2 separate regions of the Mus musculus genome follow, and region 2 is linked to region 1. The links are chromatin contacts, found by Hi-C or POLR2A ChIA-PET in ENCODE. All regions are on one chromosome and are shown on one strand. The core of a region is the stretch at or near the end of the contact, and the rest is flanking DNA. Distances in the headings are between cores, read along the strand shown. Region 1 holds the start of L3hypdh (L-3-hydroxyproline dehydratase (trans-)). Region 2 holds the start of Hif1a (hypoxia inducible factor 1, alpha subunit).

The links. Hi-C counts contacts between places; a loop is a spot of excess contacts on that map. ChIA-PET counts read pairs that join two places held with the same protein, here RNA polymerase II (POLR2A).
Region 2: a loop to region 1 is called in a map of T-helper 1 cell, with 10 times the contacts of the local background. The contact joins the promoter of Hif1a here to the promoter of L3hypdh in region 1. A Hi-C loop is called at or near these places in 1 of 37 maps with a recorded cell type or tissue (T-helper 1 cell). POLR2A ChIA-PET finds 5 or more read pairs at or near these places in 1 of 5 experiments (Patski).

What each region holds. Positions count from the first base shown.
Region 1 is chr12:72,083,999-72,086,906 of GRCm38, reverse strand. It overlaps L3hypdh (L-3-hydroxyproline dehydratase (trans-)), which reads left to right and starts at 1,594. Exons shown (of 5, transcript NM_026038.2): 1 at 1,594-2,258. The coding sequence starts at 1,751. Jkamp (JNK1/MAPK8-associated membrane protein) reads right to left here and starts at 1,068. Exons shown (of 7, transcript NM_024205.2): 1 at 724-1,068. The coding sequence starts at 727.
Region 2 is chr12:73,906,252-73,909,175 of GRCm38, reverse strand. It overlaps Hif1a (hypoxia inducible factor 1, alpha subunit), which reads right to left and starts at 1,309. Exons shown (of 15, transcript NM_010431.2): 1 at 852-1,309. The coding sequence starts at 886.

The DNA.
Region 1 (2,908 bases), core at 345-2,844:
GAGAAGGAAGTCCCTTCTCCATGGGCTTTGCGTCTAAAAGATCTCAAAACCAAGGCCAACAAACCAAAGCTCATTTACCTAACGAGAAGAATCTGTACAACCTTTCATAGCCATTGGTGAGCTATAGCTAAAATGTTGTCCTTGTTTTTTTCTGCAGCAGTCTAAGACCCTTTGTGAAGGGCTTAATGTATTTACATTTGATGTCCAGTGTAATAGTGCACGCCTTTCAACCCAGCACTATGGAGGCGGAGGCAGGTGGAACTCTGCGTTCGAGGTTAGCCTGGTCTACAGAGCAAGTTCCAGGTCGACTAAGGCTACAAGGACAAACCCTGTCTTGAAAAACAACTATTACATTTGAGGTTGAAAAAGCAAGTCTCGTGGCAATTAGGTTCTGCTTCCTTGTCCTGTTCTAACTCTGCTTCTAATTCTGAAGTCAACCACCAGGAATGCTTTCCTGGACAAGAACAAAGGGACTGAAGGAAGGGACACAGGAAGAGCACAACAAAGACTCAGCCTTTAATTCTGCACAAGCGCTCTTCTCCAGCCATTCTGGAGCAGACCATCCCAACCCCGGGAGAAGTCAGTGCCTGGGCTCAGCGCAGCCAAGGGCCAGGCTGCTCGCTGCAGCAGAGCTGTCGGCCCGATGGCGAGCCCAAGACAATGCGAGGAAAAGCAATAGGAAAAAAGGACAGAGACACGCCCGCAGCCTAATCGACCACTTACCCATTGGCCACACTAGGTTCCCCTGAGAAGCCGGGGATCAGCGGGTCCGAACGCAGCGCCCGAACATCCGGGCCACAGCGCTCTCAGCCGCTCCGCCTCCCGCTAGCCTGGCAAGCACGCTGGAACCCCGCCCCTGCTACATTCGGCTCCGAGTCCCGCCCCACCACCGCTTCCCCCGCTAGGGGTGTCGGGGGTGCACGCGGCGGACTTCCAGGCCTAGGATTCCCAGAAACCTAGTTTCCTAATCTAGGCTTGGAAGCCTCTCTCTCTCTCTCTCTCTCTCTCTCTCTCTCTCTCTCTCTCTCTCTCGCTTCCGGGTTTGAGCTCAGAGGCTCCACCTTTTCCGGGTCCAGACTCAGGTCTCGTCCCCGCCCTGCCTCCAACTTGAACTGGTCTCCACCGCCTCCAGTGTCTCTTTGAAGGGGCCCTGAGGTCCCGCCCCCGTTTCCTAGACGAAGCTCGTAGCTCCGCCCACCCCGTGCATTCAAGTCGCCGAGGCCTCGCTCCTACCCTGCATTGAGGTCTCCGAGGACCGCCCCCATCGTGCGGGCTAGTTTTCTAGGCACCGCCTCCGCAGAGTAGTCTCTGGAGCCCCGCCCCTATTTTATTGGCTCCTTTTCTAGGCCCTGCCCCTGCCGCGTGTCTAGTCTCCGAGGCCCCGCCCCCGCCGAGCAGTCCAGCCTCCGAGCCCCGCCCCGCTGCTGGAGCAAGTTCCGAAGCCCCGCCCCCTCCGTGTGTTCAAACCTCTGGAGCCACGCCCCCATTTGGGGGGTCTAGTTTTCTAATCCCTGCCCACGCTCCCTGTCCTGTCGCCCAGGCTCGCCCCTGTTGGGAGTCTAACTCTGAATCCTGCTAGCTCGGGCGCGCCCAGTCTAAGATTCCGGACGCTGGTCGCTGGGTGATCTCTGCTCGCCGGCTTGGCCCTGAGATTGCCACCGGTTCTGCGCGTTCTCCCGTTGGGTTTGGCGCTTTCTCCCTGCTTGGAGAGAGCACCACCGCGCTGTGCGGCAGTCCCTGGACGCAGACAATGGAGGCGGCGCTGGCAGTGACCCGGCTGCCCCCAAACGACCCGAGGACGCCAGCACTGTCGGTGGTGGACATGCACACAGGCGGCGAGCCTCTGCGCATCGTGCACGCCGGGTGTCCGGAGGTGGCAGGGCCCACGTTGCTGGCCAAGCGTCGCTACATGCGTCAACACCTCGACTACATCCGGCGGCGGCTCGTGTTCGAGCCCCGCGGCCACCGGGACATGTACGGGGCCATCCTGGTGCCCAGTGAGCTGCCAGACGCACACCTAGGCGTCCTGTTCTTGCACAACGAAGGCTACAGCTCCATGTGCGGTCACGCGGTGCTAGCGCTGGGCCGCTTCGCGCTCGACTTTGGACTGGTGCCCGCTCCCCCAAAAGGCGCCCGGGAGGCTCAGGTCAACATCCACTGCCCGTGTGGTCTGGTGACCGCCTTCGTAGAGTGTGAAGGTGGCCGCAGTTGCGGCCCTGTGCGCTTCCACAGCGTCCCAGCCTTTGTCCTGGCCTCAGGTAAAGGGTGAGACTCACTAGACCCGGTTGAGACAATCCGCGAATCTAACCACTGCTCTGTGGCTGAATATATCTGCGCAACTAACCCACCCTGCCTGCCCTTGCGATTAATAAAAAGGTAATTCCAAATTACTGCAAACACGCTTCAGTGTCTTTGCCTTACAGGTTTGGTGGATGCAATTCTGCTGTCCTGCTGAGCGGATCCATGCTCACAAGGCCTGGGGGGAGCTTAGAGTGGAATGCGGATGAATTGTGCGCTTCCTTTTTTTAAGATCCTCATTCCTTGCTTGTCAGGATTCATAGCCGCTTCACAGTAGACTGAAGTTAAGGACCAAAGGACAGTGTGTGTACCAGAGTTCGAGCATAGCTTAGAATATGCTTGGTAAGAACTAAATGACTCTGAAAGGCACTAAATTTGTAAGCAAAGCTATTGCTGTCCTTGTTGAGAAACAAAGTCCTTGGCTGGACACACAAGTTCACAACCCCTCAAAAGCCATCCAACCTTAGGCAAAGTTCACAGACTCCTTGACTGAGTCTGTACCTTCATTTTATCTCAGAGGTTTTTGTGGTTAGTAATGAGGGTATGAAACATTGTTAAAATTTTTTTTTCTTAAATTAATGAGTGTTCATTGTTTTATTGTTTTGAGACA
Region 2 (2,924 bases), core at 60-2,559, 1.8 Mb before region 1:
TTAGACTCAAACCACAAGATGTTTCATAAACTTACACTGAATTCTCATGGAAGATTTCACACTTCAGATGTATGGTTTTTGGAAACAATTCTTTTCAGGTGTTCCAATAAATTTTCAGTATTTTAACCGACGGCTTTCATCATATATAGCCCCCACTCCATGAAATTACCGGCCTAAATTTAACCAAAACTATCCGTAAGTTATTTTCAGGAGTGAACGAGGCAGCCACATATTGATACATAACGTCTGGGCTCTCCTGACAGGTGATGCAAACACAAGTTTGTAGAAATTGGAAGTTGTTTACAATGATGCCATTTTCCTAAATTCCCGTTACTCTGATGGAGGCAAGTTTTTCCAGATTACAACCAAACCCGCACGTGCAAACTAGAAAGTTAGCGTCTTCGGGCCCCCAGAAGAAACTCCCTAACCTACAAAGGCAACGGCGGCCGCGGCGCAGCGAGGCGGCTCGGGGGAGCCCCGGGTCGGCCTCGGAGGGCCTCGACCCCAGGAAGCTGGCAGCGCGCACAGGGTCCGCCCGGGGCCCGCTGCTCGCGGCTAACGCGGAGGACGGGGAGGGAAGGCGCGGGAGCTAGAGGCGTACTCGGCCCTGGCCGGCTCGGCCGGATGGGCGCGCGGGGCAGGCTGGGCTGCGACGGCGCGGGGCGGGTGTCCGGGGCGGAGACCCCAGCCCCGCCGAGCGCAGGGCCCGCGACTCCCACCCCCAGCGCCAAGATGGCGACGTGGACCGCGGGGGAGCCCGGCGCGTGAGGCTGGGGGGGACGGAAGGGGAGCGGAGACAAAAAAAAAAAAAAAAAAAAAGCCAGTCCACGGAACGCGGCGGCCCGGCTTACTTTTTCTTCTCGTTCTCGCCGCCGGCGCCCTCCATGGCGAATCGGTGCCCGCGTTGTCTTCCCGGCCGGCGGCCCCCGGGCTCGCTCGGGCCTAAACGCCGGCTCTGTCCGCGCGCGCGGAGAAAGAGACAAGTCCAGAGGCGGGGTGGGAGGCGGGACGCCCCCCGGGACGGCGAGGCGGGAGCTGCAGGCTGCGCTCGCTGAGCTCCGGCTCGGGTTCCTAGGCGCTCCTCCGGCTAGCTTGTCAAGGCCTGGCTAGACACTGCCCGCGACGGCGGCGAGGACAGTCCTCGCGTCCCCTCAGCCGAGGAGGCTCTGTGCACTGAGGCGCTGAAGCAGCGGCAGGGGGCGGGCAAGGGCGGAGGCGCGCTCGGGCGCGCGGCGAGGGGAGGGAAAAGCCGAGGGGTGCGCGCGCCCGCTCAGCACCCAACGCGCGCGCCCGCGGGCCCGCCTCACCTGAGCGGAGGCGGGTTCCCGGAGAGCCAATGGTGAAGGACGCAGGCGGCCAGGCCCCACCCCAGCCCACGTTGCTCTCAGCCAATCAGGAGGAGGTCAGCTGAGCCCCAGCTGGGACGAGCTGCCCCGCTCACGTGCTTGTCTGTGTGCAGCTAGGGAGGGAAGAAAAAGGGGCGAGCGACGGGTGCGGCTGAGCCCAGGTCTGGGGGTGGGGGGGTCTCTGCACCTTCAATGGAAAGCTGCGTCTGGCTTTGGGAGGCGCTGCTGGAGCGAGTGGGCTGCCAAGCTTGGGTCCGAGCCTGGCTCGCACCGCCCCGGCTCTCTATAGAGTTCTCTGAGGCTCGCTTACTCCTTAGCTGCGTGGCTGGACCCGGTCGCCGCCCATCCCGCCCGAGTTTCCAGTTGAAAAAAAAAAAGCCAACTTTGCGTTCTGGCAGCCAGCCCCCCTGATGTTAGAGTGGGGTCCCTCCTTCCCAGGTGACCGACACCACTCAGTCTCCAGTCTCCGCTCTTTGCTACACAACAAGGGAAGTCTCCAAGTGATTAAGATTTTCTGGGCCAAAGTTTGACTACTGAGCAAATGCAGATAAAAATATAAAACAAATCCGTCTTGCCAAACCTCTCAAGGGGAGGGAAGTTGCAGGGCCATTTAAAAATAAACTATCTTAAGCATTTACAAATAAACAACAGCTTCAATAAGTGAGAGCACAAGCCTGAATTTGACAAGACAGGAAAAGGCATTGAATAGACTTATTTTGCTTTCATGTTGCTTTAAAAACTGACAAAGATCATCTTAAATGGATGCAGAAAAGGTGCAAGAATTGTTTCAGACTGAGTTTAGTTCACTGTTTAGACTGAAAGAAGAACAAGTCCTTCAACCTACAGACCTTGACAGGACTGCTCACCGGCTATGCTGGGAGCTATGGATTAAAGCCATCATTTTTAGTCGGTCTTTGGAAGCATAAATGTTAGGTCTGTGGGTATGGTGTGTGTTTGTTTTAAAAGTATTCCAAGCCCAACAAAGGAACACTTCGTGCCCGTGTGTGTACACACACACACACACACACACACACACACACACACACGTGTTATAGACACAACTGAGTCTGAATCTGGGGTCTCTGAAACTGACCTGACACTAGACTGTTTAGTATCTCTTCTTTGCCTTGTTAGTACATTGTTACAATCTAACTTTGGGTTGTATAATAATGTAGATATCTATGGTACATTTAAATTGCATTCAAATCCAAAAACAATGCCCTCTAGAAATACACATAATGTCCAGGTCTAATAAGACAATAAACAATGCATGAAGCAACTCAATACTCATAAAGATATGATTACAGCTGGAGATTTAGCTCGGTAGTAGAGGAGTGGTCTAGCATGCACAAGGCCCTGGCTTCAAAAAAGAAGTTAGGACTATATAAATAGATTTGAGCACTATTTTTGTTTGAAATCTAGAACATACCTCTGAAAGAGCTACAGGGTATATATAAAAAGAGTAAAAGACCAAAACTAATTACTTGTTTTTCATTTTGTTTTGTTTTTAATCATGGAAATATATATACATATACATACATACATATATATATGTATATGTGTGTATATATATACATA